3 separate regions of the Homo sapiens genome follow, and regions 1 and 2 are each linked to region 3. Evidence: chromatin loops called from intact Hi-C (ENCODE). Cell type or tissue: mammary epithelial cell. All regions are shown on one strand.

Region 1 (8,000 bases), 640 kb after region 3:
AGAGGAAAAATAACTTCAGTGTGAAATCTATTATATATTAGTTGTGGCAAGATTTCTCCCATTGACTTTGACTGGAGACATTTATAGGGTTAAAATCGGAAATAGCACGGTGAATTTTGAAGTATCCTTGTAGTTGGAAAGAGTATTATGTTCATATTGCCAAAAAAAAGATGCATGGATGCATTAGACTGGATGGAAAATACATGAGAAGTTGGCTAGCCCCCTCTTTGTCAAAACATCACTTGGTGGTGATAAAGCTGTTGGAAAACACAGCATTCTAATGTAGTCTGTAGTTTAATGATAATCTGTGTCTTGAAACATTTAGCGTAGTACTTATACAAACCTAGATGGCATAGTGTACTGCATGCCTAGCCTATATAGTATAGCCTGTTGCTTCTAGGGTGTAAAGCTGTATAGCGTGTTACTATAGGCAGTTGAAACAGTGGTATTTATGTATCCTTTTTTTTTTTTTTAAATTCTTTTAAGAGACAGGGTCTTGCTCTGTTGCCCAGGCTGGATGCATTGGTGTGATCATAGCTCACTATAACCTTGAACTCCTAAGTGATCCTCTTTGCCTCAGCCTCCCCAGTGGCTAGGACTACAGGCACATACTACCACACCTGGCTAATTTTTAACATTTTTTTGTAGAGATGGAATTTCGCTGTGTTGTCCAGGCTGGTCTTGGAACTCTTGTGCTGCAGCAATCCACCCGCCTCCCAAAGTGTTAGAATTACAAGCCACTTCGCCTGGCTTGTTTACCTAAACATAGAAAAGATCCAGTAAAAATACAGAATTAAAATCTTGTGGGGCCACTGTAGCATATGTAGTCCATCTTGACTGAAATGTCCTTATGCAGTGCATGATTGTACTTCATAATTTTTAAGCACTCCTCCCTCTTGATTGGTACTTAGTGGATTTTATCATTTTTGTTTCTTCATAATTCTTTCTGAAATGTCTACTGGTTGGACCTTTGATCTCCTGAATTGATCGTGATTTCTTCTGTTGTATTTTTTGTCTTTGTCATTTTTTTGTACTCTAGGCAGTTTTCTCAATTTTAGTTTCTATTCAACTTTTTGTTTTTATTTATTCTCTCCAGTATTTATGGAGATACTAAATTGAAGTGTTCTGTTTCTCTCTCCACCCTATCCCTAGTTTCAAGTTTTATCTCAGTTTCTATGGAGTCAGTTTTTTCGTTGCTTTAAAAAAAAATTTTCCTGAAGTGATTGGTAAGTTTTGGCTAATTGGGAGCACTAGAATTGGGCCCTTAATGGTTGGCAGGGTGTGGTGGAGGAGAGACAGCCCTTAGTCCAAAGGCTCAGGCCAGAAAAAGAAAGAGGAAGGCTTTCCTTTTCCTTTCCGGAGCAGGGTTCTGCCCTAGGTCTTGCTTGGCAGTCTATTTGATTTCTTTAGCAGTTAATGCTCAGTTTTTTGGCATATGTGGATCTGCCTCCAGAGCAGGTACAAGGTGAGTGAGTCTATGCTGTTACCTAATTAGATCCCCATTTCTACCCTTTGTTTTTACTTCTCTATCTACTGATAGGTTTTTACCCTCCTTCACCTCATAGGGTTGCAGTGAAGAGCAAGATGAATTTTTATTTATGTTGCATAAATTTTAAAAGCTAAAAAATATATATGTAATGTTGGGAAGTCCCAGTGTACAAATGGCTATTGTAAATTTGGAACATGAACTTGCTTTTTTCCATTGTAAAAATGAAATCATTATAAATTGCGGTCAAGTTACTAGGTCAGCCCACACAGAGTTTACCCAGTAATATGCGTAAATGTTTTGCCTTTGCATCAACAACAAGGAAAAACAGTACTATAAAAAAATGTTCCTGGAAGCCGGATGTATCAAAGCACTTCTGAAATAGCTATATAGCCTATAGACATGACCAGTTGGTTTCTGAGTCTGTTGACATTGGCCAAAGGAGAAGCTCAGTGTAGAACATGTTTGGAGTCTCCTTTTGCAGAAATACATTGGAGGCTGGAGTGGGGAACCAATTTTTCAGAAAGGTGGTGAAGTAGTTACATAGCCACTCTTTTAAAGACAGTCAAAAGATAGAAACTAAGGCCAGGTGTTGGCTCACATCTGAGATAGGAAAATCACTTGAACCTGGGAGGCGGAGGTTGCAGTGAGCCCAGTATGCACCTCTGCACTCCAGCCTGGTTTGGCAAGAGACCAAAACTCTGTCTCAAAAAAAAACAAAACATAGTTCACACTTAAATATTTTATTCCATATCTTTACATACCCAATATGTTAATTTATAGTTCAAGATGAACTTGTTTGGGACAGATTTTGTAATAAAGGAAATCGTGTTATTAGAAATATCTAGAGGCCATGAGCCCTTAAACTGTTCTAATTTGCAAGTAGTTCCCTGTGTGATGCAGTTTTTTTCAATATTGCACAATAAAGGCAAAATACGGACAAATTAGATGATAAGATTTATATAAATTTTTAAAATATTGATCAAAATATGTATCCATATTGGTAATATTTGTATTTATAATAAATCATTGCTGTAAATTTGAACTTAGAAAAATTTTACTAATAAAGGTGCTTTTGTGTTGCAAACTTTCATTTGAAAAGTAATTTTTCTTTGTACCAAAAAATCTAAAATTCGCTATTCTAGTCACCAAAATTTGCTTTATGAAAAATAATTTTTGATGGCACTATATCAGAAAACAACTTGTTAAAGAAAATGTGGAGTTTTTAAAATCCCACTGTACCTCTGTTATCCAAAGGGGATCTGTGAATTTTTCTGTGAAAGGTTAAAAAAGGAGAGACCTTTAGGAATTCAGAGAGCAGCTGATTTTTGAATAGTGTTTTCCCCTCCCTGGCTTTTATTATTACAACTCTGTGCTTTTTCATCACCATCCTGAATATCTATAATTAATATTTATACTATTAATAAAAAGACATTTTTGGTAAGGAGGAGTTTTCACTGAAGTTCAGCAGTGATGGAGCTGTGGTTGAGGTGTCTGGAGGAGACCATGAGGTCTGCGTTTCACTAACCTGGTAAAAGAGGATATGGGTTTTTTTTGTGGGTGTAATAGTGACATTTAACAGGTATCCCAGTGACTTAGGAGTATTAATCAAGCTAAATTTAAATCCTAATGACTTTTGATTAACTTTTTTTAGGGTATTTGAAGTATACCATACAACTGTTTTGAAAATCCAGCGTGGACAATGGCTACTCAAGGTTTGTGTCATTAAATCTTTAGTTACTGAATTGGGGCTCTGCTTCGTTGCCATTAAGCCAGTCTGGCTGAGATCCCCCTGCTTTCCTCTCTCCCTGCTTACTTGTCAGGCTACCTTTTGCTCCATTTTCTGCTCACTCCTCCTAATGGCTTGGTGAAATAGCAAACAAGCCACCAGCAGGAATCTAGTCTGGATGACTGCTTCTGGAGCCTGGATGCAGTACCATTCTTCCACTGATTCAGTGAGTAACTGTTAGGTGGTTCCCTAAGGGATTAGGTATTTCATCACTGAGCTAACCCTGGCTATCATTCTGCTTTTCTTGGCTGTCTTTCAGATTTGACTTTATTTCTAAAAATATTTCAATGGGTCATATCACAGATTCTTTTTTTTTAAATTAAAGTAACATTTCCAATCTACTAATGCTAATACTGTTTCGTATTTATAGCTGATTTGATGGAGTTGGACATGGCCATGGAACCAGACAGAAAAGCGGCTGTTAGTCACTGGCAGCAACAGTCTTACCTGGACTCTGGAATCCATTCTGGTGCCACTACCACAGCTCCTTCTCTGAGTGGTAAAGGCAATCCTGAGGAAGAGGATGTGGATACCTCCCAAGTCCTGTATGAGTGGGAACAGGGATTTTCTCAGTCCTTCACTCAAGAACAAGTAGCTGGTAAGAGTATTATTTTTCATTGCCTTACTGAAAGTCAGAATGCAGTTTTGAGAACTAAAAAGTTAGTGTATAATAGTTTAAATAAAATGTTGTGGTGAAGAAAAGAGAGTAATAGCAATGTCACTTTTACCATTTAGGATAGCAAATACTTAGGTAAATGCTGAACTGTGGATAGTGAGTGTTGAATTAACCTTTTCCAGATATTGATGGACAGTATGCAATGACTCGAGCTCAGAGGGTACGAGCTGCTATGTTCCCTGAGACATTAGATGAGGGCATGCAGATCCCATCTACACAGTTTGATGCTGCTCATCCCACTAATGTCCAGCGTTTGGCTGAACCATCACAGATGCTGAAACATGCAGTTGTAAACTTGATTAACTATCAAGATGATGCAGAACTTGCCACACGTGCAATCCCTGAACTGACAAAACTGCTAAATGACGAGGACCAGGTAAGCAATGACATAGCTAGCTTTTTAGTCTGCTTTGAAGTAAATGCTCAAGGGGAGTAGTTTCAGAATGTCTACCCAATACCAGTACTTGAAAACTAACGATGTTTCTGAATTCCTGTATTACAGGTGGTGGTTAATAAGGCTGCAGTTATGGTCCATCAGCTTTCTAAAAAGGAAGCTTCCAGACACGCTATCATGCGTTCTCCTCAGATGGTGTCTGCTATTGTACGTACCATGCAGAATACAAATGATGTAGAAACAGCTCGTTGTACCGCTGGGACCTTGCATAACCTTTCCCATCATCGTGAGGGCTTACTGGCCATCTTTAAGTCTGGAGGCATTCCTGCCCTGGTGAAAATGCTTGGGTAAGAAAACATGTCAGAATGCTTGAAGCTAAAAAGTAGAAGAGTATACTCACAATATTTCTGATGAGGCTTTTTTCTTCTTCCCAGTTCACCAGTGGATTCTGTGTTGTTTTATGCCATTACAACTCTCCACAACCTTTTATTACATCAAGAAGGAGCTAAAATGGCAGTGCGTTTAGCTGGTGGGCTGCAGAAAATGGTTGCCTTGCTCAACAAAACAAATGTTAAATTCTTGGCTATTACGACAGACTGCCTTCAAATTTTAGCTTATGGCAACCAAGAAAGCAAGGTAAGAGAATTATTCTTTATGTGGTTTTCATGGAGCATTGGACACCTCCAGTGTCATGTCATTCCATGCAGTGTTCCTAACCTTTTTGGCACCAGGGACCAGTTTCGTGGAAAACAGTTTTTCCATGAATGGGTTGTGGGAATGGTTTCTGGATGACACCATTCCACCTCAGATAATCAGGCATTAGATTCTCATAGGGAGCGTGCAGCCTAGATCCCTCGCATGTGCAGTCCACACTAGGGTTTCTACTCCTATGAGACTCTCATGGTGCAGTTGATCTGACAGGAGGTAGAGCTCAAGCCAGGTAATGCTCGCTCACCTGCCACTTACCTCCTGCTGTGCAGCCCAGTTCATTTCTGTTCTTTTAAATTTTTGAGTTTCCATATGTAAAGCACTATGCGAAGTAGTAGGGATATGGTAGGCAAGCTTCTCTTCACACTTTTGTTCTTAGGTGGGATGTAGATGTTGGGAATAATAACCTAATATTTAATTTGTGTAGTGGGAAGAAGTGGGGCTATGAGGGCACATAACACAAGTTGAAACTGACTCTTTTTGAGGGTTCAAGGAGACCTCTTGGAGGAAGTGATAGTTGAGTTCAGTGTTCAAGGATGAGAAGGGATTCACTAGGTGAAGGTTAGGTGAGAAAACAACATCTTTGAAACGAAGGAAGGAGATGGAAAGTTTTGGGAATTTAAGAAATACTAATAGTAAGGAGGAAGAAAGGTTTGAGGTGAGGCTATTGAGATAGACTTAGCAGATCTCATAGGGCTTTGTAGAGCATGTTTAAAAGCACAATGGGAAATTTCAGCAGAAGCCTGAAATGATGAAATTTGTTTTTAGAAAATTGGGGCAGTGTTGAAAGGGAAGATATACAGGGAATGAAAGGACAAGCATGAATGATCATTTTATGGTATCTGTTTTTAAGGTGGATATAATTAGGAAAATTAAAGGGCCAAATGATGAGGAGTTAAGTGCCAGTTCTGGTTCAAATTTTCAGTGAATCAGTTTTGATATAACTTTCATCTTAGGGCATTACTCTTGCCTACCAACATAGTTTCTAAATTTTTTTCTTTTGGTGTGATCACTGTGGGAAGAAGGAAATTGGGCCCAAACTGATACATTGTTTGGAGGACTGGGATGTCTGAATTTGAGTGGAATGCTTTAAAAGGACAAGTTGGATAGGGCCCCAGTATGGGGGTCTGAGTGATGGGGTCCAGGAATACATTTAGGTCCAATGGCAAGCTGGCTGAAATTCTTGTATAATAAAATAGGTTGGTAATATGGCTCTTCTCAGACATGTGATCAAGATTCCTTGACTAACAAGATATATATATATATCTTTCTAGCTCATCATACTGGCTAGTGGTGGACCCCAAGCTTTAGTAAATATAATGAGGACCTATACTTACGAAAAACTACTGTGGACCACAAGCAGAGTGCTGAAGGTGCTATCTGTCTGCTCTAGTAATAAGCCGGCTATTGTAGAAGCTGGTAAGTATATGTATCTATTCTGAGTCTTGTGTATAGCATCTGCAGTTCTAATTAGATTACTTTTCTTAGGAAAAGGTGGTAGAACTTTAACTACTGAAAATAAATGGTCCTATTCAGTTTGCAGCCAAGATTTACATTCAGAGTACCTGTCATCTGGATTGTAGCTAAATATTTAAGGCTAGTTTAGGTAGAGTTCTTATTATCCATCAAAAATGATGGCATATGTTTTGCTTAATAAAATTTGTTTGTAATTTCAGTTTTGAGTAAACCTAAGATTTGCTAACAGAGCTGTGAATTTATAGGAGAAAAGACAAATTCTAATATAGTACAGTTTTATGTAAAGTGATTGCTTTATTAGTAGATGCTCATGAGCAGTTTTTGTTTTGTTTTAACTTTTAGGTTCCGGGTAATGTGCAGGCTTGTTATATAGGTAAATTGCATGTCACAGGGGTTTCGTGTGCAGATTATTTTGTCACCCAGGCAGTAAGTATTGTACCCAATAGGTAGTTTTTCAGTTCTTTACCTCCCACCCGTAAGTAGGCCCCAGTGTCTGTTGTTCCCTTCTTTGTGCCCGTGTGTACTCAGTGTTTACCTCCCACTTATAAGTGAGAACATGTGGTATTTGGTTTTCTATTCCTATGTTAGTTTGCTTAGGATAATGGCCTCCAGCTCCATCCATGTTGCTGAGGAAGACATCTTGGTATTTTTTTATGGCTGCTTAGTATTCCATAGTATATATGTACCACATTTTCTTTATCTAGTCTACCATTGATGGGCATTTAGGTTAATTCCATATCTTTGCTATTGTGAATAATGCTGCAGTGAACATATGCATGCATGTGTCTTTATGGTAAAAAGATTTCTTTTTCTTTGGGCATATACCTAATAATAGGATTGCTGGATTGAATGGTAATTCTGTCAGGTTTTTTGAGAAATCACCAAATTGCTTTCCACAATGGCTGAACTAATTTACTTTCCCACCAGCAGTGTATAAGCATTCTCTTTTCTCAGCAACCTCACCAGCATCTGTCATTTTTTGACTTTTTATTAGTAGCCATTCTAACTGGTGTGAGACGGTATCTCATTGTGGTTTTGATTTGCATTTCTCTAATGATCAGTGATGTCGAGCTTTTCTTCATATGTTTCTTGGCCACTTGTATGTCTTCTTTTGAAAAGTGTCTGTTCATGTCCTTTGCCCACTTTTTAATGGGGTTGTTCTTTTTTGCTTGTTAATTTAAGTTTATTGTAAACTCTGGATATTAGACCTTTGTCAGATGCATAGTTTGCCAGTACTTTCTCCCATGCCAGTACTTTCTCCCATTCTGTAGGTTGTCTGTTTACTCTGTTGATTTCTTTTGCTGCGCAGAAGCTCTTTATACTGTCCCATTTGTCAGTTTTTGTTTTTGTTGCAACTTCTCTTGGCATCTTCGTCATGAAATCTTTGCCAGGTCTTATGTCCAGAATGGTATTTCCTAGGTTATCTTGCAGAGTTTTTACAGTTTTAAGTTTTATATTTAAGTCTTTAATC
Region 2 (8,000 bases), 97 kb after region 3:
GACAGTGACTAATGAAAGACCCTGGCAGACAGCATGTGATCACAGACGAGTATTATGTGTCTGTGCGTCCATCCTTAGTTAAATCGAAGGGTCCAATTTGGTCTGCTGAACAAACATATTTGTGGAGGCTTATTGAACACAAAATTAATTTAGGAGACATTAATCTAAAGAAACTCAACTGACAGCAACAGTAATGGTGTTTAATGGAAGACAAAGTGAAAAAAAAAAAAAAGAGCCAGGCCTGCCACATTCTTTCCCTTTGTTGAGAAAATATAAGTATCCCCAGGGCTTTAATAGACTCTAATCCTTTCTCTTGAACAATTTGGCCTCTGAATAGACCAAGTGAGCAAAATAGGATCCCGAAGAATGCACAATCTCAGGGAGAAATGTCCTGAAGTCATGCTGGTTTTGGAATGAGAAGCCGTCTGCCCACCAGTGCACCTTCTCTTTCTACTCTTGCTTTCTTGCATATGTTTGAGTTGGGATTTATTTACATTAGTCTATGCCCTGGCTTCTCACAGTGTGGTTCACAGACCAACACTACCAGTATCACTTGGGAGCTTGTTAGAAACGCAGACTCTCAGGCCCTGCCACAGACCTGCTGAATTAGAATCTACATTTTAGCCTGATACCCAGGTGATTTCTAAGCACTTTAGAGTTTGAGAAGCCTTGTTTCCTAAAGTTTTCTCCTTGAAGAGAAATTGAAACAATCTAACTTCTGATAATGCAGAAAACCAAGAACTGTCTGATAATTTTCCCATCTACATTTATGACTAACTAAAGACTTGTGCAGAAAACTTGAAAAAAATAGTGGAGAAGCACAAAGGAAAACACAATCACCTGTAATCTTGTGAACCCAATGTAACTATGATTAACATTTTAGGGTGTGTCCTTCCAGTCTTTGTTCAATATATGCTTATGTATTATTTTTAAATACAAAAGGTAATCCCTCGTTCATTGATTGGGGATATCGTAATGAACAAGACTGGTAAAGTTCATGGGGAAGCCAATATGCAAGCAGATGAGACATAACCAGTACTGTACCCTGGACAGGCCCCATCCTGCTTCCTTTTCCCAATCTCTGCTTTCTTGACCCCTATATCCTTGTATTTGACCCATAGTTCCAGAGAGGCAGTAATGATTTCCCCTAATTGGCTGTTATTGACCTTCCTCTCATTCACCCTCCTTATAATTCTTCTTTCTTTAGGTTTTGTTAATTACAAGATTAGCTAACATTTACTGGGTACTTACAAAGTGCCAGGTGCTGTTCTAAGTGCTTTGCATGTATGATCTCCAATCCTTGCAACAATTCTATCAGGTACTGTTATTAACATTCGCATTTTACAGTTTAGGAAACTATCCAAGGTCACCCAGATAGTAACTGGCAATCAATCTCCAGGGCCAGAGCCAGCATTGAGCTGATACACTGATTCATGCTAGAGTGTTGATGAATAATAACTAATATGTATTTCATCTTGGCATTTAATAGGCAACTGCCAGAGACCAGACCATTTAATCCAAAAGAATGAACCTCTGATTCTGATATTTTAGGAAGAGAGGATGGTCATTGAGGTGAAAAGATGGTAGAAGAGGATCTTTCATGTATACCCTATTTCGTATCATTTAATTTTCATGATCTTATTGCTTTCTTTTGGTTAAATGGGGAACCCCCAAAAAGAAGCTTTTTTGGAAATTTAGCCTCTTGTAACATTGCCCATTTTAAATTCCCAGCCATACAAATGTTTGCCCAGAAGCCTCCTACTCATCCTTCAAGACTCAGCACCAAAACTTCCTGCTCCTTGAAGTCTTTCCTGCATTACCCAGGCTGAGCAGAACTTTCTCTCTCTGTTGTAACATGCTCTTACCACTTCCTAGTGCTAGAACTCTGAGTATGTCACTTGGTCTTTCCAAGGCTCAGTCCCCTCATCTGTAAGACGGTGATAATCACGGGGTGTATATGATAGGACCGTGGTGAAGGGCTGCAGAAGATATGCACAGTTCCATGACCAACATGCAGAAAACACCCAGTAATGGTATCTCTTGTGTCCATCTCATAGTGCAGCCTTTTATCTTATTTGCATGTCTATCTTCCGTCTTTGACTGTTTCAGAAACAAGAACTATGTCTTACTCATTTTTGTATCTCTAGGAACTAGTAGAGACCCAGAATTGGTATTCCATGAATAAAAGCAATAGTTGGAAAAAAAAAGAATCAGGCAAACAATGTTACTAGGCAAGAAGTTATATGTTAATAGGAAAGAAATTAAGACAAGTATTTTATTTATGATGACATCTCATGCTCTAGGGCATACAGGTACAGGAGGACACTGTTTATAGAGGGTATGAGTAAATATTTTACATGTTTCTAAAAGTTTGACTTAAAAATCCTGATTAAGTAAATGTCCATTGATCTTGCCTCTCCCTTCATATTTGTGGCCATAGTGAGTGGTTTGGTATATTAGTCAGTGTCAGTCTTTGTAATTAGGTTTAAGGAGGATTTGTCATTAGTTTAGGAGTAATTTAAGCTGATCAGTGAATTGAAAAATACCTAGGAAAGAAAGTTAAAAGGATCCAGTACCAACTGATAGTAGAAGAAAAAAGCTTCAGAGCAAGTTATTACTAAGATGATAGAAAAACTGTGTGTGTGTGTGTGTGTGTGTGTGTGTGTGTATACACAGAGAATAGTTTTATACATCCTAAATTACATTTGCATTGATTTGGGTATAGAGTCACCTCAATTCTTTACCATAGACAAAGTGAGAGTACTCTGGTAGTTTGGGGCTCTAGATTTGCTAAAAGGGCTTTAGAATTGATATAAGGAATTTAAATTTAAATAAAGAAGGATCTTTTGAGACCATGTTGAACTATGTTACCTTATTCCTAGGTTATAGAGAAAGGCCTAGTGGTAGCCTCTACCTGAATCTATTTTTTTAAATATGAGTTTTTTGCTCTAAAAAAAATCCTGGTTAATGAATTTCTTTGGGAATTTTATGCAATTTTATGAACAGAAAACAACTACAAGTGACTTCCACAAATTTCCTAGCTTAGTATTAGCAAAGGAAGACTATTATTAGAAAAACAAAGAATAACAATGGCTTGGAACAATTTTAGACCCCTTAAGATTAAATAATAGCAATACTTACTATAATTATATTAAGATTGAATTTCTCCAAAAGGCTCAATAATAATTATCTCCCAGCTTCTGATTGAGCTCTTTGGCCTCTTCTGACTGACAGCAGAGCTTGAAATGGAGAACTTTCCCTCCAGATGGCCACTCTGACATAGCATCTGCAGCCTCTGAAAGTTGGGTTCATGCCCATTGCCCCAAATTTTGTTAAAAAGGAAGTGTTCTTGGCTTGCAGCTAAACTGCATGCTTCAGCTTTGTTTCTTTTTAATTTGTTTTTCCTCTTAGTACAACATTATTTCTTCTGTTGGCCATAGTCCTGAATGACCAACGGGACATGAAAGATGTTTTGTAAATGCTACCTAGGCTAGATCAACATGGTTACCTCACTTTCCAGTCAGTGTAACCAAGATCCTCCCAACACTCTCAGCCACTATCTGGTGTTCCTAGATGTCCTGAAGGGGAGAGAGGAGAGAGACACAGGCCAAGTTAACTGCAGAAAATGCATAGGTTCCAGATCATCGCTCTGTCAGAGGACTGTCATTCTGGGTCTCATGTTTGGGCTTTTGATAGAGTAGGAGAACAAAACTCATTGAATCATTAATTCATGCTTTGAAGCAGTGAACACTGCATTCCTACTTTGTTCTAGACTTTGATCCAGTTGCTGGAGATATAAATGTACACAAAGACACAGCCCCTTCTGAGAATGAGCAAAAGGGCAAATTGTGACAAGTAGACATGTAAAAACGTATCTGTGGCATAGTGTGTTGTAGTAAGAGAGATATGTAACAGGGGAGCTCCCAGTCTCACTTTATGAATGAAAAGATAGCAATGGGGAAGTGGCCATTTTCACAGTCAGCCCTCTACTGTCTTCTCTGGGAGTTGGCTCCTGTTCTGTTCTGGTCTAAAGTGTAATTCTTTATCTATTTGTCTATCATTTATTCATCACCCATCCATTCATTTAACAAACATTAAATACCTACCAAGTGTCAGGCACCTTCACAGTTTTCAGGAATATAAATATGAGTTCCTCTTCTCAGAGATTCTATAAGTAGATAAGCAGAAAAACCTTTAGAATGGAATGTGACAAGTGCACTGTTAGGGATGTGTGCATACAAGAGGGCCTGGTGATTAAATCTTTAAAGGCTGCATGGAAAGGGATTGATCTGCTGAGGCTATTAGATAGGGTTGAGAAGTCTGGACTTGCCCCATTTGCATAATGGCGACTCACTGGGTGAGTGACATAGGCAGAGAAGGCCATTTGAATCACTTTCAGTTGAATAACATACATAACATTTTCTGGTGCAGCATGTATGGTCAGAGATAGAATTTCAAAACAGATGTTTTCCAAAAATGGTATGATATGGTGATAAGATGTTTTATAGTTAGCAGAACCCATGTATGTTTCAGGTATTTTCATCTGTAATTACCTTGCAAATCCTGGGGCATTGGTTAAGGAAAGATTTGTTTTCGTCATGACATACCAGCATTACAGATGTGACTCACTGAGATAAACTCTCAAACGGGGTATACCTGGCCTCTACCTTGTGAGGCAACGAGGGATTGGGGTAGGAATGGGCCTCTAAATGAGTGTTGGAGGCTCCTTGACCTGGCTTTCATTCTCAGATCTACTACCTTACTTGGGCAAGTTTCTTACACTTTCTAGTCTTTAGTTTTTCTATTTGTAAAATCGAGAACAGAATAACACCCGTCTCATAGGTTTGTATTTAAGAATTAATAAAATAATTAAGGTTACAATGGGTTTTTCAGTAGCAGTTGAAGATTTAAGTGAAAGTAATTAGGAAGAGAACTTAAGAAAAGGTTTTTTGTTTTATGAAAGAAGAAAGGCAATTATATATATATATATTTTTTTTCCTAAATGAGTCTCTGATTTGAAAGTCCACACTTCAAATACACAACCTTCTATTTTGTTCCATTGTTCAGTCTATCTATTCATTCATTCTTGATTTAATAAATATAGATTTATAGCACATTTAATATTTGATAGAGCAAAGCCCTGTCAATAGTCTTCTTTTGTGAATATTTTCACTCCCCTTACATATTTGGTTTCCCAGATGAGCTTGGGATCATTTTGTCAGTTTGTGAAAAGTTTATCTAGGAATTTTGGTTGACAGTGGTTCACTTTACAGATTTTGGGAGAATGGACAGCTTTTACTCTTCTCGTTTGAGAACATGGCATGCCTGTCCACATAGTTCTATGTTTTTTTATAGTTTTCATCTTATAGGTCTTGTACATATTTGTTGAATTTATTCATATATATCATATATAAATGTGAGAGATCTCATTTTGTATTGCATTTTCTAAGTGCATTTGATTTTTATTCTTGGTATGTAAGAAACCTGCCAACTTTCTGCATTTACTTTGTAAATGATCACTTTATTGAATTTGCTTATTATTTTCAACAGTTTTTCAGTTAATTGTATTTGGTTTTTGAGGAATGCAATGACAGTATCTGCAAATAATGGTAAACTTGCTTTCTCATTTAGAATATTAATGTGTCTTATTTTACTTTTTAGTTATTTTATTGTTTAACCTATTTATATTGTTTGGGACTCTAATCAACGATTATGTTTCACCATTAAGCAGGATACAAGCTATTGGATTTGTTTATGTATATAGTATTAATTGTTTTGAATTTTTTTTTTTTTTGAGCTGGAGTCTCGCTGTCCCCCATGTTGGACTGCAGTGGTGCAATCTTGGCTCACTGCAAGCTCCACCTCCTGGGTTCACGCCATTCTCCTGCCTCAGCCTCCTGAGTAGCTGGGACTACAGGCGCCCGCCACCATGCCTGGCTAATTTTTTGTATTTTTAGTAGAGACGGGGTTTCACCGTGTTAGCCAGGATGGTCTTAATCTCCTGACCTCGTGATCGGCCCACCTCAGCCTCCAACTGTTTTGAACTTTTAAAAAATCTGGATGTTATGCTTTTTTGAAATATCTCAAGAAGGCCACATGGTTTCCCTCTTTCGTTTAATGTGAAGAAATATATTGCTAGATTTCCTAATTTTGAATTAACTTAAAATACTCTCAGATTATATTGCTAATATTATGTTTGACTTTTCATGGATATTTACCAATCCTGGAGTGTTTTTAAAAAAATTATCATGGACAAATTCTGATATTGGCACTACATCAGTGTCTTTAAAAGAATAGAGATGCTTTCCTTCTTTCCTTCCTTATTCTCTGATGTGGCCTAAAGAGCATATGAGGTTTGATTTAGAAATAACTCTCCCCTGAAACAATTTAATTCTGGCACTTTTTTGAGTGGTGGTTTCTTTCTGACAATTTCCCCAGTTTTGATCTGTGGAGATAGAAGAAAATGAGTTATTTTCAGCTTCTCTTATCAAAGGGAGTTGTCAATTATCACTCCAGCCATTAACTGAACCCTAGAATTGGCTTTTCTGGGAAGCTATTTCCTTTTCTTATGAGAAAACATCCAAGGGGCATCTACAGCCATGTCAGGTGCCTCTCAGAGCTGCGGGATGGCAACTTGGAGTACCAAATGCAGGGGTTTGGTTACTTTATTCCCTAGGACAAGACTTCGTTGAGAAGAGAAAGCGAAGCAGAGACTAGGGCTGGAGCTTCAAATCTCACCCCTCCTTTGCTCTCCCTGCTCCCTACCTTTAGGAACCCTGTCGCTGGTTAGGTAAAATCTGCATAATTTGCACAAATGTTTCCAAATGCCTCCTAAACGTCTCCTAATGGAAACCTGACAGGCCGAAGCCTCACCTCTCCCTTTGCCCTCCAAACCTCCTGTATTCTTTGATCAATTAATGACAATTCCACGTATTCAATTTCCCACATCAAGAACTTAAGCTTTGTCCAGGACGATTCCTTCTTTTTCACCTGTCCCATTTGATTTGTTGACAAAGGCTGCAATTCCATCTCCTCAACATCTCTCAGATCTATTTCTTTCTTTCTCTACCAAACACAGATGCTTTAGTTCAGATCCTTCAATCTGGTTGCCTCATTATTGCAATAGCCTTGTCATCAGTGTCTGACTCCAGTCTTCCTCTCCTATGTACTCCCACTCCCCAAATCTTCCTCTACCTGTCTACCAGAATGAGCTTTTAAAAAATGATTTTGATATTTCTCAAAGTACTGTATAGAGTTAAAAATATCAAATAAAGTCTACAGTCACTGGTCTGTATTTTTTAAAAATAAAAAAAGCTTTGAAACGGATTTTTTGGCACTTCTGGCACCAAAGCTTATTCTGGTGGCAAAACTTGACCTAAATTTAGTTTCATTGCAAAAATATTGCATTGAATACAGCATGCTTCCCCACACCTTGATGGGAGTAAGTATGATGAGTATGTGCATGATATTCCCTCTTAGAAATCAGAAAATGTTAGAATTCTGAACTACATTTGGCTCTATGGATTCAAAATTGTGGATTGTGCATGTGTAGTATGAATCCTCTGCCCTCATTCCACTCCCCAGGGGCAACTCTTTAAATGCTTTTAGCTTTTAAAAATTATATTTCTTTCTTTATTTCAAATAACATGCTTAGCTTCATATCTTGATTTATAATTTTGGACATTTTAGTGTGTTGACTTCCTATTATAATTTATGAAGATTTGGTCATCTTACATCTTTTCCAACTGTATTAGTTTGCTAGGGATGCCATAACAAAGTACCATAGACTAGGTGGCTTAAACAACAGAAATTTATTTCCTTACAATTCTGGAGGCTAGGAGTCCAAGATCAATGTCTTAGCAGGGTTGGTTTCATTCTGAGGCCTTTCTCCTTGGCTTGTAGAAGGCCATCTTCTTTCGATGTCATCATATGGTTTTCTCCTGTATGTTTCTTTGTTCTAATCTCCTCTTTTTGTAAGGACAACAGTCACTGGATGAGGA
Region 3 (8,000 bases):
ATCTGTGGGGGTACACAAACAGCTGTATTTGGACTTTGAAATGATTATGGTACCTCACCTTTTTCCCACATGTGTAAAACACAACACTGGCCCTACAAGACCCCAAAACATGCATGATGCCAACTGGCAAGGAAGCATCTTTCTAAATTTCCTTGTGGCAAAATTCTGCTTGGGCTCATCAGACCTATTCTCTTTTTCTCCTTTCCTGGTGCCCTGTTTTGATATCCATTGGGAAATCCATGTGAATGACTAGCAAATCTCTTGTCATTTCACAATGTCAGTGTTTTCATGTTGTGATGTGGGGACAGCTTGTGCCTTGTAGGGCTGCTGTGAGCAACACATGTAAGAACAGAATCAAGAGGGCTTTGCAAACTGGGAAGTGCTCTATATGCTTATTGCAGCTCCACTTGTGGTGCCAAGTCCTCTGTTGTGCTATTTATGCCTCCTCCTCCTCCTAGACAGCATTTTTCATGTGCGAGGCATGGTTCTAAGTATTTTGTCATTCAGAAATCTTCCCATATCCTGTAAGGCAGGTGCTTCTATATCTCTTGCAGGCTAGTTTGTGGCAAAGGGGGCTTGAAATGGAGGTTCGTTGCTTCAAACTTTGAAATCAGGGGCCTCACTACTACCCACAGATGGCCTCTCCTGCTCAAAGACATGTTGCTGCAATGGAAATCCATGTGCCTTACTTTCCACATTTTCATTTGTTACCAGATGGAGGCTTAAAAGTAGTTCTCCCTGTGGTTCTCACCTCCCTTTGTATTCGCCTCCAGCCTCAAGGCCCTTGCTTGGGCCCAGCTGTTCTCCACGCCCCATCTACTTCTCTCTTCTGGGATGGAGCAGAAGAGAGGAGGAAGATTGAGGGGACCTGGGAGAGCAGAATGGGTGAGCCCTACTCTGTGTGTCCTGCTGCAGGGAGGGTGGGTGTTGCCTTTGCAGGGATGAGGAAAAAGTAAGGGGTCCCTCCACTCCTAAGCACCATTAACCTTCTGTTAAGCATAGGGACACCTCCAGGATATAGTTGTCATTGATCCATTTGGGTGCTGTTGGTTGAAGTCACACTGGGCATGGCGAATTAGAAAATGCAAGACACTTTTCTTCATGGTAGCAGCCTTCTCATTGCCTGAGGGTCATCACCTCCAACCTTGGGCCAGAAAGGAAGCTCGTGATGCACCCTCCCTCCCTTCTGTCAAAGGGCCAAAGGGTGTTCAGGAGCCTCCCAGGTCACAGAGCTTCATCCAGGAGCTGGGCAGGGAGCAAATGGCATTGGACCTGGGGCTTTTTCATTTTTTGTAATTTCATGAAGGGATGCCTGTTTTTACAAGGTTCATGGTTAGTGCTCAAATTCTAAATTGATGAGAATAGTAGGGGGCTGTGCAAAGGGGGAGGGGCAGGAGGTATGTTTTATAAATGTATCAAGCTATAGCACCAGCACTGAATGAAAAGAAGGAAGCCAGCTAGACAGAAAGAGCATTGGTTGTTAAGGTCCCCTTTGGTCCTAAGATCTGGGATTCAAAGACTGGATCTTATTCATTTGTTTTCATTGAGGTGTAAATGACTGACACATTGTTCTGCTGTCCTTATGGTTTACTCAAGAATGATAGACAAACTTCTCTGAGCCAGATTCTCCAGGCAGCTGTTCCAGGGGAAAACAAAAGCAACTGCAGCTCTGTGAGGAGCCCTCCTGTAGCTCCCAGCTACATACAGGAATAACCTCTGCCAACCCTTCCAGGAGGAGGAAGCTCTAGTGGGTCAGACAAGCCAGGGTGGACCTGGATCCATAGCTCAGTGACACCTCCTTGGGCCTGTCACCCCACCCCGGGCCCCATCGGCACCTCTGGCCAAATCACACTGGAATGATACAGTTGGCTCCTTTCCTTGGCCACCCAGGGGAGGGAGTGGGGCCAGAAGGGAACTTCTCCTCCCAGAACAAACCCAAAGGCAAGTATTTAGACCTGTAGACAGGTCTCAAGTCCCAGTTTCCAATGCAGCAAGTTTGGGTCCCTGAAGACAGGGGTGGTCATGTGCAGATGAAAAGCAATCAGGGAATCAGCCAAATCTTTGCTGAGCGTGTTACAGCTGACTCTATGTGGGAAGACAGGACAGTGGTGAACAACTGCCTGGGGAAGTAAACGTCATAGGAATACACAGGTGGGGGTGAGGTGGGAGCTCAGAGCAGGGGCATGCAGGAGAGGGAGGACGTTGCAAGAGTTGTCTGACAAGTCCGAGTCAGCCACATGAAGAAGGGGTAGAAGATTTTCCAGGCAAGGGAGCAGCTTGTGCAAAATCACAGAGGTGGGGCTGGGCACGGTGGCTCACGCCTGTAATCTCAGAACTTTGGGAGGCCGAGGCGGGTGGATCACCTCAGGTCAGGAGTTCAAGACCAGCCTGACTAATATGGTGAAACCCCGTTTCTACTAAAAATACAAAAATTACCTGGGCATGGTGGCACATGCCTATAATCCCAGCTACTTGGGAGACTGAGGCAGGAGAATCTCTTGAACCTGGGAGGCAGAGGTTGCAGTGAGCTGAGGTTGCGCCACTGCACTCCAGCCTGGGTGACAGAATGAGATTCTGTCTTAAAAACAAAAAACAAAAAACAAAAAAAACTCCAGAGGTGGAAGACAGCAAAGCAGCTTTGCCTTGCTTGAGAGGTAAGTGGGCCACTTAGGAGGGTTCAGAAAAGGAAGGAAAACCCAAAGGTACACTACAGAGTCTTAAACTAACAACGCTGGCAGAAAACCAAACGCCCTCAGGAGTGTCTGGTCGTTCCTGTGACAGCCAGGACTAGGCAGGCCAGAGGGCCCAGATGAGCGCTGGCCTTGCCTGTAGCAGCAAGGCTGGAGGTCCTTCACACTAGATTAAACACAGATCACTTGGAAGGCCCTTGCATGCCCAGCCCCCTCTGAAGGTCACTGATCCTGAGTGTCTGGCACTGAGTTGTAGCTGCGGCCAAATGGGAAGTGCCTGGTCAGAGGTTATGTTGGCATGGTGTTTACAGAGTCAGTCCCTGTGTGCGGAGACACAACCCAAAGCGGCCAGGGCTGGTGGAGAAATGCAGGGCCATCAGGAGATTCCAGAGGCCATAGTGTGATCAGGATGTTTCTCGCTCTACAAATTTTCCTGAGCCCTGGCTCAGGGCCTGGTACTCTGCAGGGGCCTGGGATCAAGAAGCCTCTCCTAACTGCCCAGCAGGGGTAAAGACCCCTGATCCAGGACCACACCCAGCTTGAGGGATGGGAAGATACCTCCTGCCGCCCTACTCCTAGCTTGGCCCTATGGGCCGGGTGTCTTCTGGGCTGGTATGGTCCAGTTTGGGTACTGGAGCTGCAGTTCTATCATTCCATCTTCCCTGAGGAGAGGATCTTGGTGTTGATGGCCAACCGCACATAGGGCCATGGAAGGAGCACCAGTGTCCAATACCAAAACTGGATAAGCCAGTTGCATCCAATGGGTAAATCTCTTAACTTCTCAATTTTTCACCTGTGAAAGGGATTGACGTCTCTACCTTGCAGGGTTAATGGTTGAACGGGACAATGTGTAACGCTGAGGCCCAGGCCCAGCTCAGTCTTCCAGCTATAGCCTGGCACCTTGTAGAGGAGCATTCTCCTGCCACCCTGAGCTGGATGGACAGAAAAAGTCTCCACTGATGAGCAGAGGCCTGGCTGAGCCATTGGCCCCCGGACTTGGCTTGCTTTCTGGCCAGCCTGAGGCTCATGGCCTGCAGGGGGCAGCAGCGGGACGCACCGCCTAGGCCAGGTCTCCTGGCCCGGCTGCTTGGCTCTCTCTGCAGAGTCTGGGATGGAAAGTTCTCCTTTGCGCAGTGAATGCAGCTTGGGTCGATTTGTTTTTAAATGGGTAATGTTTGCAGTTCTTTTATACAAGCCCTTCACATCTGGCATTCAAAGAAGATAATCAGTCTAGACTATCAGACCCGATAGCAGCTTGTATGAAATTTGGGCCCGACTTTGCAGTAAAAGTGCCTCCCTGCTCCACGCCGGCGCTCCCTCCCTCTCCCTCCTTCTCTTCTTGTGACCTTTTATCTCAGCGGGAGCCCTGACTAGAAAGAGGGTTCTGGAAATGTGGTGTGTTTCTCATTAAGTTTCTGCAGCATAAAAGTCACGTGATGCAAAGCTTTTTTTTTCCCCTGTCTCCTGTCTTTCCCCTACGTAACTACAGTAACTCCTGCTGCTTAGGTTCCATTTAATTTGAGATGATTGAAGGCCGAAATCTTGTTGATACGAAGATTAAAAAAAGTCTGTTTCTAGGGTGCTGGTGGTATGTTTGGTTCATTTTTCCTTGGCAGTATGTTTTCCTTGGTGGTATGTTTGGTTCATGTTTCCTTGGTCAAACAATTCCCAATAAAATCGGTCCTCTGCTAGGGACCAAACAGCCCCTTTTCTTTTCTCTTTGCACATCTGTAAATTTCTTTCTTTAAAACTTGAGGCTCTGACTTGGGAGATTTTCATGCTGGGTGGCCAGACTTCTGAGAGGGCCCAAAGGAACCTTGTGGGGCTGTGAGGAGTCTCAAAGCACTAGGAGGGCCACTGCCGTGAACAGCTGCTCTCTTCCCTGCATCTGTTGAGAGACTCTCATCTGAGCCCGGTGGTCTGTGGCAACAAATGGAGACAGAGAGCAAGAGAGAGCGAGAGGTAACGAGAGAGAGAGAGAGCACCATAGGTTCTGACAACTGCTCGAGTCTCCTTTATCTTCTCCTGGGACCAGAGGCTGCAAGCCCTACACTACCTCTCTCAGTATAAAGCCACAGGTTAAAGTTTGTGCAGCTGATGTCTCAAAATAGGCCCCCAGCTTCATGCCTAAAGCACAGTTTCATGAGAGCATGAATTGAGTCACACTTGTGCAAGTGAGCGTTACAGTCACATTGTTGGTGCAGACCAAAGGTCCCTCCCTACCCACTGCTCTACAATGCTCAGCCACTGGCCTCCTCTTCCCTTGGGCCCCTCAGCATGGTCTTCAGCAGCTGGGGGAGGGGCCAGCCTTGCATCTTCCTTTGAAGAACAATGGGGTCCTGGAGTTCAGGGGTCAGTATCATCACTGCCTCATAGTCTTTGAGGGGCAGACTTGCCCATTGGGAGGCAGATCCTCAGGTGATGGCTGTCTCAATACCTGGCTTTTTGCTGACTTTTGTCCTTCCCTTCCCCTCCTGCAGCATCATTTCACCCTCTATTACCAACATTCACAGAAGCCTTTACGATTCAGCCCCACCCGCTTAAGCTTTAGTTCTGAACAACAGAAGAGAAACGAGGAGAAGAGGTATCCATTTCTAGTCTGACTGCCATGAACTCCCTGGGAGACCCTGGGGAGTCCCATCCACCATCTGCGCTTGTCCTTGTCTTCACAATCTGGGGTGGATTTGAGGTTTGCTCAACTCCCTTCCAAGTCAAAGAGTTTGTAGTAGGGGTCAGGAAACAATTGCCTGGAGAAGTCTGCTTTTCTTTCCTTCTTTTTCTCTTTTAGCAGCTTAGTCAATAAATTTATTGTCTTTATCTGAAAAATTCTCATAGAAAATTTCTTGGTTTAGCTCTCAGCAGCCTGTTCTCAAGCTCTGATGAAGCTTGCCTTCTTTTGAGCTACCCAGTGTTTCTTCTGGGCAAGAGACGTTTTGGGACAATTCCACTTTTTCTCTTTAGCTTCTTTCTTGGGCTTCTTTTCATAACCTGGATTCTCTCATATAGCAACGTGGGCTTTCTTACACATCTCCTCCATCATGTATGGAGTTATGCTGTTCTTTATGTATTGAGAAAACTGTTTCTTGTAAGATCTTCAGCTTCTTCCATTAGGTAATGCATGTAATCTGCAACATTCTGACCCATGATGTGCTTCCTATGTACTTCTGCATTAGATGCCTTGCTTTCAGAATCATAAGCAGGGAATCTGTTATTGTGTACTGTGAGAGATGGAGAGGCCTCCATTCACAGCCCCCTTCAGAGCCCCCAAAACTTTATTACTAGTGGTGGTTCTGGCAAGGCCTGCCTTCAAATAGCAGGTAAAATCACCCAGCTGACCATCAATGTTTTCCACGTTGTGTTCATCTCTGGTCACCTCCACTTGGCCTTCATAAATCTTGACCATGCCAGACTTACTGAGAAGCCTGCAGGCCAGCAGCAAGCCAGTACAATATGCTGTAGCATAATGTGTCAGGCCAACCTTCACACCATATTTTGGCAGTTCATATGCTTAAGCTGTGCAGACTATCATATCCCCTCCTATACAGGCATAAGCAATCTGACAAATGATATCTCTGTTTGTCACCAAACTATCATCCTGTATTTGGGTGTGTTGTACTTATTTTTATACAGTATCACCAAGCGTTTCCAAGTATAATCTTCAGTTTTTACGCTTCTATCATTTTCTGAATTTCACTTGGTTTCTCTTAAAGCAGGCCTTGTTTTTGACAACTTTAGCAAACCCCTCCTGTAGAACAGAGACCCATGTTCACAGCTCAACATACCTACAGGCCTCAGAGGTCTGCTTTTCTAAATAAAGTTTTATTGGAACCCAGCCACACTCATTCGTTTACAAATCAGGTCTGTGGCTGCTTTTGCACTACAATGCAGAATTGAGTAGTTACCACAGAGACCATGTACCTGCATAGCCTAAGATATTTACTACCTGGCCCTTTACAGGAAAAGTTTGCCAACATCTGGTCTATGGCTTCAATTTTATTTTATCTTTCATAGGGTGAGGCAGACTTGTCCTCAGAGCCACAGGAATTTTATTTTGTGGAACAAGATCTTGGTGACTTGAATACAACTGAGGAGGCTCTTCCAGGATCCAAGCCATAGAGCAGGTGAAGGAATCTGTATTAGCTTGGGCTGCCTTATAAAATTCATCGACTGGATGGCTTAAACAACTGACATTTATTTCTCACAACTATGGAGGCCAAAAGCCCATGATCAAGGTACTGGCAAGGTAGGTTTCATCCTGTGGCCTTTTCTCTTGGCTTGTAGTGGACACCATCTTGCTGTGTCCTTCCTCACATGGCCTCTTCTTTGTGCATGCAGAGAGAGAGAGAGAGAGAGAGACAGAGAGAAAGAGAGAGAGAGAGAGAACACAAGCCAGCATGTGAGCTGTTGGTGTCTTTCCTTATAAGAACACTAATCCTATTGGATCGGGGTCCCTTCCTTGTGACCCCACCTTGCCTTAATTACTTCCTTATGGGCTCTGTCTCCAAATATAATCACATTGAGGGATTAGGACTTTAACATATGAATTTTGGGGGAACACAATTTAACTCATAATAGAACTCTAATCTTTTTCTCAGGAGACTTTCTAATTATGCTGACCTGACAGATGGAAAACTATAGCAATGGAGGTCAGAGGTTTGCTCTGTGTCTTCCTGAGAGGAAGACTTATGAGAAAGTGATGCATTGAGGAAGCGCTCCTTGGGAGATTGGTAAGGGAGTCGAGGCAGGGCGGGGGGAGAGATAGAGTGAAGTCCTGCAGGGGTAGCTTCCTCCTGATCCTTCAGGGGAGCTCTGAAGTGTGAGTTACATCTTGGAATCTGACGCACCTGCATCTGTCAATCACTGGCCTGGGGCTGCCTTGCGGGGATGTTGGCTCCCAGGCATTTCCAATCTCTGCAGGTGTGGGCAAACTAGCTCTAGCCACCTGAGGGCAGTCCTCTAACAGGAGTTGCAGGTGTAGGCAGCAGAAACAAGATCCCACAGAGGCCAGGAGAGCAACACACAGCAACTGTAAAAGGACTTAGTGGGTGTCTGGGTAGAGTGTTGACTGTGTTGCCACATCCCACAAAGAAAAGTCAATAATAAAGGGTATATCGAAGACTGTCTAGGCTTATTCCGATAAAACAAAATTTGGCACATCTGTGGGAAGGTTCTGTGTTTGAAAGTTGTCTGAAGAAGGGACTAGACCTTTTGTATTCTTGCATTCCCAAACCTGGCACACAGTAGGTGCTCAGTTAGGCTTGAAGACTTCTGGTAGAGTGGGTGACTGGATGCCTGCAGGGGGCTGGAGTG

Evidence for each region. A loop is a pair of places that touch in the nucleus more often than their neighbours do. Peaks named below come from ENCODE experiments on the same cell type or tissue, not always from the same donor. Only the 100,000 strongest peaks of a DNase experiment are listed, where the experiment ranks them.
Region 1: it touches region 3 in a loop (5-fold over the local background); 7 of 110 quality-filtered maps call a loop at or near these places.
Region 2: it touches region 3 in a loop (3-fold over the local background); 6 of 110 quality-filtered maps call a loop at or near these places.

What each region holds. Positions count from the first base shown.
Region 1 is chr3:41,220,881-41,228,880 of GRCh38, forward strand. CTNNB1 (catenin beta 1) reads left to right here. Exons shown (of 15, transcript NM_001904.4): 2 at 3,141-3,201; 3 at 3,646-3,873; 4 at 4,074-4,327; 5 at 4,454-4,692; 6 at 4,780-4,981; 7 at 6,328-6,472. The coding sequence starts at 3,189. Among named protein-coding and RNA genes, the nearest start is that of CTNNB1, 25 kb to the left of the region's middle. RefSeq lists an enhancer at 3,528-4,727. In mammary epithelial cell, no CTCF peak of the experiment used is centred here; a DNase peak (open chromatin) is centred at 3,431; H3K27ac peaks cover 346 bases.
Region 2 is chr3:40,677,529-40,685,528 of GRCh38, forward strand. No RefSeq gene overlaps it. Among named protein-coding and RNA genes, the nearest start is that of ZNF621, 160 kb to the left of the region's middle. In mammary epithelial cell, a CTCF peak has its summit at 3,969; a DNase peak (open chromatin) is centred at 4,333; H3K27ac peaks cover 209 bases.
Region 3 is chr3:40,580,997-40,588,996 of GRCh38, forward strand. It overlaps the pseudogene RPL5P10. Among named protein-coding and RNA genes, the nearest start is that of ZNF621, 60 kb to the left of the region's middle. RefSeq lists an enhancer at 2,962-3,462. In mammary epithelial cell, CTCF peaks have their summits at 3,728 (motif pointing right) and 7,637 (motif pointing right); a DNase peak (open chromatin) is centred at 3,725.